Linked DNA regions of Homo sapiens: region 1 is linked to region 2. The links are chromatin contacts, found by Hi-C or POLR2A ChIA-PET in ENCODE. All regions are on one chromosome and are shown on one strand. Each heading gives the region's core, a stretch centred on a gene start or an enhancer-like site at or near the end of the contact. The rest is flanking DNA. Distances are from core to core; before and after follow the strand shown. Region 1 holds the start of BRF1 (BRF1 general transcription factor IIIB subunit). Region 2 holds the start of PPP1R13B (protein phosphatase 1 regulatory subunit 13B).

Region 1 (6,426 bases), core at 2,225-4,724, 1.5 Mb before region 2:
CTCTTGTCGTCCAGGCTGAAGTGCAATGACGCCATCTCGCCTCACCACAACTCCCGCCTCCCAGGTTCAAGCAATTCTCCTGCCTCAGCCTCCCGAGTAGCTGGAACTACAGGCGCCCACCATCACACCTGCTAATTTTTGTATTTTTTGGAAAGATGGGTTTCACCATGTTGGCCAGGACGGTCTTGATCTCTTGACCTCGTGATCTGCCCTCCTCAGCCTCCCAAAGTGCTGGGATTACAGTCCTGAGCCACCGAGCCTGGCTGAAACCACACCCTTTAAACCTCTTACCGTTGTGGGTGTGGTCTTCCCCACCCTCTGCTCCTCTGGCCAATCCTGTCCTGTACAGCCTGACTGTCCTGTACTGCCTGACTGTCCTGCACCGCTGTGGCCTGGGAGGCATGCTGCCCCTTGCACCTGCAGGCACCTCACAGGCTTTGGTGAGGGAGCACACGAAATAACCCCTCTAGTCTGTCAGGTGAGAGCAAGGATCCAGTGGCCACATGGCCTCAGATTGGATTCTGGCTTTGTTACCTACTGGCTATGAGATTTGGGGCTGTCACCCCTCACATCCTCAAGGGCTCCCTCCATAAAATGGAGACAACAGTGTCTGCAAGCTAGTGTTGCCATAAGGATGAAATGTCATCATGGACAGAGAGCATTTTGCATAGAGATCAATAATACATATTTGAAAAATCCCCAACATTTAGAAACAAAACAATACACTTCCTAATAACCCTTGGATCCGGGAGGAAATTAAGAGTGGAGACAATCTTGAGCTGAATGAAAATGAAAACACAGCACATTGAAATGTGCAGGATTCAGCTAAAGTGGTAATTACAGGGAGAATTATAGCAATAAAATGCCTATTTATAAAGGAAAAGAGATCTTAAATCAATGATTTCATCTTTCACCTTAAAAAACTAGGAAAAGGCCAGGCGCGATGGCTCACGCCCATAGTCCCAGCACTTTGGGAGGGCGAGACAGGTGGATCACGAGGTCAGGAGATCAAGACCATCCTGGCTAACACAGTGAAACCCTGTCTCTACTAAAAATACAAAAAATTAGCCAGGCATGGTGGTGGGCACCTGTAGTCCCAGCTACTTGGGAGGCTGAGGCAGGAGAATGGCATGAACCCGGGAGGTGGAGGTTACAGTGAGCCAAGATCGCACCACTGCATTCCAGCCTGGGTGACAGAGCGAGACTCCACCTCAAAAAACAAAACAAAACAAAAACTAGAAAAAGGGGCCGGGTGCATTGGCTCACGTGTAGAATCTCAACACTTTGGGAGACCAAGACAGGTGGATCACTTGAGGTCAGGAGTTTGGGACCAGCCTAGCCAACATGGTGAAACCCCATCTCTACTAAAAATACAAAAATTAGCTGGGCGTGGTGGCACATGCCTGTAATTCCAGCTACTTGGGAGGCTGAAGTGACAGAATCACTTGAACCTGGGAGGTGGAAGTTGCAGTGAGCTGAGATGGCACCACTGAACTCCAGCCTGGGTGTTCTCTATCTCAAAAAAAAAAAAGAACTAGAGAAAGGGCGGGGAGCAGTGGCTCATGCCTGTAATCCCAGCACTTTGGGAGGACAGGGCGGGGAGCAGTGGCTCATGCCTGTAATCCCAGCACTTTGGGAAGACAAGGCGGGTGGCTCACTTGAGCCCAGGAGTTCCAGACCAGCCTGGGCAAATGAGGCAAAAACCCATCTCTACAAAAAATATTATCTGGGTGTGGTGGCACATGCCTGTAGTTCCAGCTACTCGGGAGGCTGAGGTGGGAGGATCACCTGAGCCCAGGAGGTAGAGTCTGCAGTGAGGCTTGATTATGCTACTGCACTCCACCTTGGGTGACAGAATGAGACACTATCTCAATTTTTAAAAAATGAAGAAACTAGAAAAAGGGAACACATTGAACCAAATTAAGTGGAAAGAAGGATCTAACAAAAATGAGAGCAGAAATTAATGAAATAGGGCCATGCACGGTGGCTCATGCCTGTAATCCCAGCACTTTGGGAGGCTGAAGTGGGCGGATCACCTGAGGTCGGGAGTTCAAGACTGGCCTGACCAACATGGAGAAACCCCGTCTCTACTAAAAATACAAAATTAGCCAGGTGTGGTGGTGCATACCTGTAATCCCAGCTACTCGGGAGGCTGAGAGAGGAGAATCGCTTAAACCCAGGAGGCAGAGGTTGCAGTGAGCCGATATCTCACCACTGCACTCCAGCCTGGGCAACAGAGCAGAGACTCCGTCTCAAAAAAAAAAAAAAAAGAAAGAAAAAAAAGAGGGTGGGGTCTTCCGCATTTCCTTTTTTCTCTTTTTTTTTTTTGAGACAGAGTTTCACTCTTGTCACCCGTCACCCAGGCTGGAGTGCAATGGCGGGATCTCAGCTCACTGCAACCTCCACCTCTCAGGTTCAAGTGGTTCTCCTGTCTCAGACTCGCGAGTAGCTGGGATTACAGGCGCCCACCACCAAGCCTGGCTAATTTTTTTGTATTTTTAGTGGAGACGGGGTTTCGCCATGTTGGCCAGGCTGGTCTCGAACTCCTCACCTTACGTGATCCGCCTGCCTTGGCCTCCCAAAGTGCTGGGATTACAAGCGTGAGCCACTACGCCTGGTTACGCATTTCTTTTTAGGCTCATTCCTGGGTATGTCACCGGCCCTATGGCGATTGTGAACAGCACCTGCAGATATTTGAGGGCGTGCGCAGCCAGGGTTCCCGCTCTGGGCAGGGGGCACAGCGAGGTGACTCACGGGTAACCACAGGTGGCCACGAATGACTGCTAGAAAGTGGGAATTTTAGGGGAACAGAAAACGGAGAATAGCGGGGCGCACGGGGAGGCTCTGGAACCTGGGCGAGCGGAGCGGCGGACGCCGCAAATGCGGAGGGCGGGGCAGGGTGGCCCCTGGCGGGTGTCTCCACCTCTGCGGCCAGGCCCCCCAGCGCAGCTGCCCTGGCCCCGCCCACCACTCCCAGAGCCCGGGGTTGGGTCCCAGGTCGCCCTCAGGAGCCAAGGCCCCGCCCACCACGCTCGGCCCCCTCGCCTCAAGCCCCGCCCACAGTTCGGGTCCAGACCCAGGCTCCGCCCCCTTCCCCCGCCCACAGCTCCAGTTCCCTTCGCAGGCCGTCTCTCCACGGGAGGCCCCGCCCCCCACCCTCAGCCCCGCATCCGGCTGAGTCCTCACCCCAGGCCTCGCTCGCCGCTGGAGACCGCGCTCACTATCCGAGGAGGACCCTCCTCTGCCCCGCGTCCAGCTTTAGTCCCCGACTGCGTTCATCGCCAAGGGCCCGCCCACTGCCTTAGGTCGCGTCGCCAGCCTTGGGTCCCGTCGCCAGCCTTGGGTCCCGTCCCCGGCTGCACTCACCGCGAGGCCCCACCCTTAGCTCTAGTCCCCGGTGTCGCCCACCGACGAGGCCCCGCCCCAAACTCCAGTCCCGGGCTGCGCTCACCGCCGTGGCCCCGCCCCCAAGCGCCAGTCCTCGGCTGCGCTCACCGGTAGGCCCCGCTCGGGTTCCGCCGAAGCCCAGCCCCCGCAGGTCGCCCCTCCGACGCCGGCGCGCCGCAAGGGAGGCCAGCTCGCTCGCAGTGGGGAGGTCGCGGCTCCAGTCCTCGCGTCCCCGCCGTGGTCCCGGTGCCTGTCCCATCCCGCGGGCGCGGCCGTTGCGGGCGGCGCGGCCCGGGCGCGCGCGGCGAATCTGCGGCTGCGAATCGGCTGGAGCGGGGCCTCGCGAGAGCGGCGAGGCCTGGGCGGCTGGGCCTGGGCGGGCGGCGCGGGCTGCTCCGGAGGCTCGGGTGGCTTGAGAGTCTTGGGAGGCTCCGGGCGCTGCCCGCGCGGTCGCCGGCATGACGGGCCGCGTGTGCCGCGGTTGCGGCGGCACGGACATCGAGCTGGACGCGGCGCGCGGGGACGCGGTGTGCACCGCCTGCGGCTCAGTGCTGGAGGACAACATCATCGTGTCCGAGGTGCAGTTCGTGGAGAGCAGCGGCGGCGGCTCCTCGGCCGTGGGCCAGTTCGTGTCCCTGGACGGTGAGTCCCGCGGGCTGGCGCTGCGCGGATTTCTCGGTGCGGCTTAGGCGGGCTGGAGGCGGTGACGGCGCGGCCGGGACCAGCGCCTCGGTACCGCACGCTCTGTCGGGGCGCGCGGTTCTGCGCCGTCTGGGCGCGAGTGTGGATCCCCTTGGCGAGAATGTAGACCTTCTTCGCGCGCCTGTGGACCCCCGTGGCGTGCGTGGACTTCCTCGACACACGCGTGGGCCAGGGCAGCCAGCACAGGGAGGGTTGAAGAGAGCCTGGGGAGCCCAGAAGGCCCCTCAAGCTGCCCCTCACTGTCACTCTCTGTGCCTGCAGTTTTGTTTTCAGCAATGTCTGGTACTTAGAATCCGATTGCTGCTGCCCTTGGCCTTGGTGGTTACCGGGCGGATGCCCTAGGGCCACTCAGGCTGCTGCAGGCCTCGGAGGGGACGTTTCAGTGATGGGCAGTATTGCGGGCTGGGGATGGACCCCAGCCTGTGGAAGGAGCTGGACTGTGGCCAGTTTCAGGTGGTTGTGAATAGAGCTGCTAAAAGGATTCATTTGCAGCTCTCTGTGTGAACATACGTTTTCATTTCTCTGGGGAACTTAGCTGTATGTGTAACTCTATGGGAAACTGTCATGAACTGTTTTGTGATGTGGCTGTGCCATTATGCATTCTCACCAGTTGCCCCACATCTTCACCAGCACTTGGTGTTGTCGATGTTTTTATTTCGGTTGTTCTAACAGGTGTGTGGCATCTCATCATAGTGGTATTCTGTATTTCTCTACTGGCTAGTGATGTTCAACCTTATTAGGGTGCTTATTTGCCATGCCCGAATCCTCTTTGTTGAAATGTGTGCTCAAGTCTTATTTTTTTATTTATCTCGAGACAGGATCTCACTCTGTGGCCCAGGCTGGTGTGCAATGGCCCAGTCATGGCTCTCTGCAGCCTTGAACTCCTAGGCTCAGGCAATTCTCCTGCCTCAACCTCCTGAGTAGCTGAGACTACAGGTGCATGCCACCATGCTGTGATCATTTATTTTATTTTATTTTTAGTAGAGACAAGGTCTCTATGTTGCCCAGGCTGGTCTCAAACTCCTGGGCTCAAGTGATACTCCAGCCTTGGCCTCCCGAATTGCTGGGATTACAGCGTGAGCCACCACACCCTGACTCTCATTTTTTATTTGGGTTGTTTTCTTATTGTTGAGTTTTGGGAGTTCTTTGTGGATTGTAGTTACAAGCCCTTTGTTGTATATGTGATTTTCAAAGCAGAAGTTTTTTTTCTTTTGAGATGGAGTCTTGCTCTGTTGCCCAGGCTGGAGTGCAGTGGCTCGATCTCGGCTCACTGCAAGCTCTGCCTCCCAGGCTCACGCCATTCTCCTGCCTCAGCCTCCCGAGTAGCTGGGACTACAGGAGCCCACTACCATGCCCGGCTAATTTTTTTTGTATTTTTTAGTGGAGACGGGGTTTCACTGTGATAGCCAGGATGGTCTCGATCTCCTGACCTCGTGATCCGCCTACCTCGGCCTCCCAAAGTGCTGGGATTACAGGCGTGAGCCACTGCGCACGGCCTCAAAGCAGAAGTTTTAACTTTTTTTTTTTTTTTGAGACAGAATCTTGCTCTGTGGCCCAGGCTGGAGTGCAGTGGCACAATCTCGTTTCACTGCAACCTCTGCCTCCCAGGTTCAAGTGATTCTCGTGCCTCAGCCTCCCAAGTACCTGGGATTACAGGCGTGCGCCACCTCACTTGGCTAATTTTTGTATTTTTAGTAGAGACAGGGTTTCACCCTGTTCGTCAGGCTGGTCTTGAACACCTGACCTCAAGTGATCCGCCTGCCTCAGCCTCCCAAAGTGCTGGGATTACAGGCGCGAGCCACCGCACCTGGCCTAAATCTGTGGTCCATCTATGTTTTGTATAAGGTGTGCTTTGTAGGCTGAGGCTCATTGTTTATCTGGAGGTCCCCTTGTTTCAACACCGTTTGTTGAAAGACTGAAGGCCTTTGCTCCCTCGGCTGTGCTCACTGGGCCCCGTCCGTGCAGGTCTGTCTCTGGGCCTTGTGTCCTGCCCTGTTGATCAGGTGCCGTTTTCCTTTGTCAGCATCACACGCTTTTTTACTATACCTGTTATATTGTCCTGAAATCAGATATTGTGAGTCCCTCAACCTTTGTTCTTCCTTTTCAAAGTTGTTGTGGCTATTAATTTCCCTTTCTCTTTTTAATTTTAGAGTAAGTTTGTGCATCTCTGCAGGTCACATATTCTTACCTGAAATGCTTGGGACCAGAAGTGTTTTGGATACCAGAGTTTTCTGATTTTGGAATATCTGCATTATAATTACTGGTTAAGCATCCCTAATCGAAAAATCTGAAATCTGAGATGCTCCAGTGAGCATTTCCTTTGAGCATCGTGTTGAT
Region 2 (6,095 bases), core at 2,881-5,380:
GCAATCCTCCTGTCTTGGCCTCCCAAAATGCTGGGATTACAGGCATGAGCCACCATGCTCAGCCTTTTATTTTTTTATTTTGAGACAGAGTCTTGCTGTCACCAAGGCTGGGGTGCAGTGGGGCAAACTCAACTACTGCAACCTCCGCCTCCAGGGTTCAAGAGATTCTCCTGCCTCAGCGTCCCGATAAGCTGGAATTAGAGGCGCCCACCATCATGCTCAGATAACTTTTTTTTTTTTTTGATACAGAGTCTTACTCCGTTGCCCAGACTGGAGTGCAGTGGCGCGATCTCAGCTCACTGCAACCTCTGCCTCCCGGGTTCAAGCAATTCTCCTGCCTCAGCCTCCCGAGTAGCTGGGATTATAGGCGTGTGCCACCACGCCTGGCTAACTTTGTATTTTACTAGAGACTGGTTGGTCAGGCTGGTCTCGAACTCCTGACCTCAAGCAATCTGCCTGCCTCAGCCTCCCAAAGTGCTGGGATTACAGGCGTGAGCCACTGCACCTGGCCTAATTTTTGTATTTTCGGTACAGACAGGGTTTCAGCATGTTGGCTAGGCTGATCTCAAACTCCTTACCTCAGGTGATCCGCCCGCCTTGGCCTCCCAAGTGCTGGGATCACAGGCTTAAGCCACCATGCCCAGCCATGCCCAGCCTTTAATCTACAGCCTTTAATCTTTATTTTTTTTTTTCCTGAGGCAGGGTCTATGTTGCCCAGGCTAGAGTGCAGTGGCGTGATCTTGGCTCACTGCAGCTTCCATCTCCCGGGCTCAAGTGAACCTGTTGCCTCAGCCTCCTGAGGAGCCGGGACTACAAGTGAGCACCACCATGCCTTGCTTTTATTTATTTATTTATTTATTTATTTATTTTGAGATGGAGTCTTGCTCTGTCTCCCAGGCTGGAGTGCAGTGCCGCAATCTCGGCTCACTGCAACCTCTGCCTCCTGGGTTAAGTGATTCTCCAGCCTCAGCCTCCCGAGTAGCTGGGATTACAGGCGTATGCCACCACGCCTAGTTAATTTTGTATTTTAGTAGAGACGGGGTTTCACCGTGTTGGCAAGGTTGGTCTTGAACTCTTGACCTCAAGTGATCCACCCACCTTGGCCTCCCAAAGTGCTGGGATTTCAAGCAGAGCCACCGTGCCCAGCCCCTTTAATCATTTTTTTTTTTTTGAGACGGAGTCTCACTCTGTTGCCGGGCTGGAGTGCAGTGGCACAATCTCGGCTCACTGCAATCTCTGCCTGCCGGGTTCAAGTGATTCTCCTGCCTCAGCCTCCCAAGTAGTTGGGACTACAGGCACTCGCCACCACGGCCGGTTAATTTTTGTATTTTTAGTAGAGACAGGGTTTCACCATGTTGGCCAGGATGGTCTTGATCTCTTGACCTCGTGATCCACCCGCCTCGGCCTCCCAAAGTGCTGGGAGTACAGGTGTGAGCCACCGCGCCCGGCCCCTTTAATCATTTTTAACATAAAATATTTCAAACATAGAGTATAAAGTACAATGCACCCCAACATACCCACCATCCAGGTTCAAATGTTATCAAGAATTTGCCACGTATGTTTCAGTTATTCCTAATTGCTTGGCTCTCTTTCCCTCTGGCTGAATTGTTTTTAAACAAATTGCAGACCCCTTACATATGCTAGGATGCATCTCTAAAAAATATGGACATCTTCTTCCGTAACCTTAATGCCTATATCCCATCATTACTGGTGATTCCTTTTTTTTTTTTTTTTTTTTTAGAGATGGGGGGATCTCATTGTGTTGACCAGGCCGGTCTCGAACTCCTGGCCTGGCCTCAAGCAATCCTCCCATCTTGGCCCCCCAAAGTGGTAGAATTACAGGCGTGAGCCACTGCACATTAACAACATTCACGGCGATTCCTGATGGGCTGCTCGTGAACTTTGGTCTGTGTAATGGAGAGACACAGAAGGGCTTTACAGGGTTGGGCCGTGTGTGCTCCAGGAAGATGGAGGGCAGGGGCGTGTTGGGAATGGTGGGGGCGTGGAGGCTAGAGCAGTGGGCTTATAATGAATGAGCTTGGTCCAGGTGGGAGGTGATGGGCCGATGCCTGGAGGTGGCAGGCTGGGTGGAGAGGAGGATGGGGACCAGCGGGAAGGACTTGAGGGGGAGCTGACCAGCCTGCCTCAAATGGACCCTTACCTGGAGGATATAGGATGCTTTGGTGTGAGGCACGGTAGCTGCCACTGTCTGTGCCCACAGGTCCTGCAGGCAAGAGGGGAGCCCTTGTGCCAATGCTTCCCTTCCTGGAAGAGCAGGCTCATTTGGATCACCTTACCCCGGGGGGCACCTCTCTGAAGAGCCTTGGCAAAACCTGTCCTTTGTCAGGCTTCGTGGGCCAGAAGTACCCCTTCGTGACTCAGGGACATCAGCTGTCAAAGCTGGGGAAACCAAGGCCCAGAGAAGGAGTGCAAGTTGCCTAAGGCCCCACAGGAGGTCAGAAGCAGAGCAGCTAGAATTAGAACTTAAGTATGTCTCTGACTTTCAGCCTAGGATCACTCATTATCTAGAGCCTCCTCTTCTCTCCAAACTCTGCTCCCAGAAGAGGGGTGTCATTAGCCATTCATGCCCAGGTGTGGATAGGTTTAAAAATCCCAGGGACGTCTGTACACTAAGCCTCCTTGCTAATCACGGCCCAACTACAGAATGCTATTTATGGAACAGCTACCACGTGCCACAAATTGTGCTGGGCGCTTTCCATCCCTCGCATCCGAAAAAGCCTCTTGACACGAGGCAGGCACTATTATCCCTACACTCTCCCATCACAGAGACAAGCACACTACGATGCAGAGAAGATGCGGCTTGTTTAGGATCCCAGGCGAGGGTGTGGCGGAGGCGGTGCTGAACCAAGTCTGTCTAACTGGAAAGTCCACACTCGCAAACACGAGCCCCCGTGGCCTCTGAGGGACAGGGGTGGCTCCCCAGGAATGGGCTGGTGGGAGCTCCCTGGCCTCCTCCCTTGCTCTGCCCCCACTCTGCAGCAGCCAGAAGCCTCTCCGAGAACCAGACAGGCTCCAGACTGACCCTGACCTCGCGGCGGCCTTCTCCACTGGGCCGGCGCTTCCCAGGGCGGCTTACGCCTTCTGTGTCTGGGGCCATCCGCAGACCTTGCCTTCTGATGCCCGTGGGAGTTCGGTGCTGCCGCGGGGAGCACCTCAGTCCCCCTGTCTGCTCTCCGCCGCGGTCCGGGCGAATGGCACCATGTGGGGGGCCCCGAGCGGGTGCCTACCCCCCTGGCAGCCTTTACTGAGGGTCTGCTCAGGGCCCTGCCCAGGGCTCTGTCACTCCGGCGCTCAGGCCCGAGGGGGCGGCGCCTCTGGAGACGGGACTGCAGGGAGAGACCCAGGCCCTGGAGACGAGGACCGGACCCTCCCCGGGGACGCTGGAGCTGGACCTCGAGGGATGCTGGCGCAGGTGGGCACAGGTGGCACAGGTGGGCGCGGGGTTCTAGGCGGGAGATCGCTCGGGCGAAGGCCAAGGCTCGGGAGCTGGTGCGGGGGGCGCGGCCCCGAGAGCCGCGGAAGACGCCGGTGGGGGAGAAGCAGGTGCCAGCCAAGGGCGTCGGGCCGGGGCTGGTTCCGAGCGCGCGGCCTCGGGTCACATGCTCGCTCCGGGGGCCCCCCGCGCCCCTCCCACTGGCCTCTGGGCCGCAGCCCCACGGCGCGCCGGCAGCCGGGGGTCAGGCCGCGGTCAGAGTGCGGGCGCGCGCCGTCGCCGCAGGGACGCTCCCGGCCCACAGTCGGCCCCCGGGAGCCCGGGTTCGAGTCCCGGCCCTGCCGTGATCCGCTGCGGGACCCGGGCCGGCCCTTCCCTGTCGGGCCTCAGTCCTCCCACCGTCCGCGGTCTTCCCTAGTCGGGGCTCACGCAAGGGCGGGGGAGGCCACCGGTGCCCACTGCGCGTCCGCCCCTCCCCCGCCGCCGGGAGCGCGGACGCGCACGCACCTGGCCGCCGCTGAGAGCGAGGGTAGCGGGCGGAGCCGGGAAGCCCCGCCCCTCTCCCCGCCCCCGCTCCCACCGGGCCAATCAGAGGGGGCTACGGGACCCGTGCGGGGCGTCGCGCTGGGGGCGGGGCCTGCGGGGGCTGAAGAGCGAGCCGGGCGGGCGGGCCGCAGGCTGTCGGGCTGGGGCTGAGGCTGAGGCTGAGGTTGAGGCGGCGGCGGCGGCGGCCGGGTGCCCGGGACAGCGACGCAGCGCGCCGGCGGCCGCGACAGGGCCAGCGAGAGCCCCGCAGCCCGCCGCAGCTGCCGCCTCGCCGCGGCCGGGCCGGAGAGCACGGCGGCGGGAGCGCGGCCTTAGGAGGCGGCCGGAGCGGTGGGCACAGCTCGGCGCGGAGCGTCCTGTCAGGCGGCGGCCGAGGGCGTCGCGGACTCTCCCCGCGATGATGCCGGTGGGTGAGGGCGGGCGGGAGGTGGCGGCGGCTTCCTCCGCGGGCCGCTGGCCAAACCTCCTTCCTCCCGCGGCTCCCAGCCCCCGCGGGCCGGTGCGAGGCCGGGCGGGCGGGGAAGGAAGTGGCTGGGCGGGCGCGCCCGGCCGCGGCGCCCCCCAGGCGGGCAGGTGGGGGCGGCGCCGGGCTGTCAGCGCGGGGCCGGGGCCGCCTGCGGGCCCTTCCTGCTCGGCCTCCGCGGCCGCGGGGAGAAGCAGATGCATTTGGGGCCGGTCATCTCCTCGGTCCTCTCAGGTGCGCGGTCGGACGCTGGGGCACAGGTCTGGTGGGTGGCGCAGCTGTGACCCGCCTGAAACGAACGTTCTGGGGTCGCCCTGGGAGTCGGCGGGGTGGGCACCCGCGCCCGGAGTTCCCACACTCTGCAGGCGCATTCCCGTAGCCTTCGCGGTTGTACTGAGGAAAGGTGCCGAGTGCACGGATTTGGAGAGCCATCTTAGGAATTCCCTTTTCCCGTATCTGCAATGTTGGTTCGTTTTGCTTTAACTGGTTTGTTCTCCGTGTTCTGAAGGTTGAACGAGGTTCGTTTGTAGTGGTGGTGTCTTTGTCCTGCCCTTAAGGATGCTTTCGCCTAGAAAGACATTGGCCATTAGATTTGCCATCGTCCTACCGACCCTTCCCTTTACCTATAATCTGAATAGGAGGGGATGCTGAATTCTGATTTTTAAAAATTGGCTTTTTGGGAGGTAAGCATCATGACTTATGAAAAAATGTGGGACTGGTTGTACCCAGTTGGAGAGGTATTGGTTTTCTGAGCGCCTATATCGTAAGTAAAATTCTCAAACACGTTTATAGTAAAGTAACACAGTCATTTTTTTAACCTACAATACTACGTTGAAAATCACATTTCACAGGAAAGTGCAGTTTCCCTGCATTCTCTACTTGAATATTGCCATTCTGCTATGCTGCACCCAAGGACATTTAGATTAGATCCCCCTTCTTCCTCTTTGATTTCCTTTCTCTTGATAATCTCTTCTCCCCGTTTTTAACGGATTCCAGCATGTTTTGTAGCCGGCTTTCAGCGTTTTCCAAGTCTTAAGGTTTGATCTACTTGATCCTTAGGTCTTTCTTTAGCATCAGACTTGTTGGGTTTCTAAACATTTGGTTTTAAATGAATAATTGTCTTGTAATGGAAAGAGAATTGGATGAGCATCAGAAGATCTGGGGTGAAACGCTGGTTCTTCCACTTTTTAGCTATGTGACCTTGAAGAAGTCAAGGTCTTTGAGCCTGGAATTACCTCTAAAGTAGGGATAAAAATGTACCAATATCTGAGCGCTGTCCTGAGGATCAAATAGGATGATGTATCCAAAAGTGATGGTTGAACAGAATGTCATACAAATATTTATTATTCTTAATATGGCTTTGAATTTTCAATTTCTAACTTTATAAGATAAGGCATTTGGAAACTTCCCTCCCTAATTCTCACTAGCTAGATTTTGATGAAAGGCATTATGGTGTTTCAGAATTTTGAAAGTAGTTTTAGTTAAATCCTGTAATAGTTGATTGATGCATTCATACTGTGGTGGCATTGAAGGATATCTAGAAAAATTTTGGCTGGCTTCGTCGTTGTATAATGTTTAATTATAAATATCCTGCTAAGAAACTTGGCTTACATTTTCCATATGATTCATTCA

What was found. Hi-C counts contacts between places; a loop is a spot of excess contacts on that map. ChIA-PET counts read pairs that join two places held with the same protein, here RNA polymerase II (POLR2A). Pooled maps may share reads with other maps.
Region 1: a loop to region 2 is called in a map of breast epithelium, with 11 times the contacts of the local background. The contact joins the promoter of BRF1 here to the promoter of PPP1R13B in region 2. A Hi-C loop is called at or near these places in 2 of 168 maps with a recorded cell type or tissue (ascending aorta and breast epithelium) and 5 of 50 pooled maps. POLR2A ChIA-PET finds 5 or more read pairs at or near these places in 1 of 52 experiments (OCI-LY7).

What each region holds. Positions count from the first base shown.
Region 1 is chr14:105,298,049-105,304,474 of GRCh38, reverse strand. It overlaps BRF1 (BRF1 general transcription factor IIIB subunit), which reads left to right and starts at 3,474. Exons shown (of 18, transcript NM_001519.4): 1 at 3,474-4,029. The coding sequence starts at 3,846. It also overlaps the pseudogene LOC124903409 and a transcript of PACS2 not described here. RefSeq lists silencers at 2,793-3,162, 3,393-3,802 and an enhancer at 4,653-4,732.
Region 2 is chr14:103,845,610-103,851,704 of GRCh38, reverse strand. It overlaps PPP1R13B (protein phosphatase 1 regulatory subunit 13B), which reads left to right and starts at 4,130. Exons shown (of 17, transcript NM_015316.3): 1 at 4,130-4,406. The coding sequence starts at 4,398. PPP1R13B-DT (PPP1R13B divergent transcript) reads right to left here and starts at 3,984. Exons shown (of 3, transcript NR_038436.1): 1 at 3,962-3,984. RefSeq lists silencers at 3,571-3,640, 3,661-3,790, 3,811-4,250, 4,421-4,620.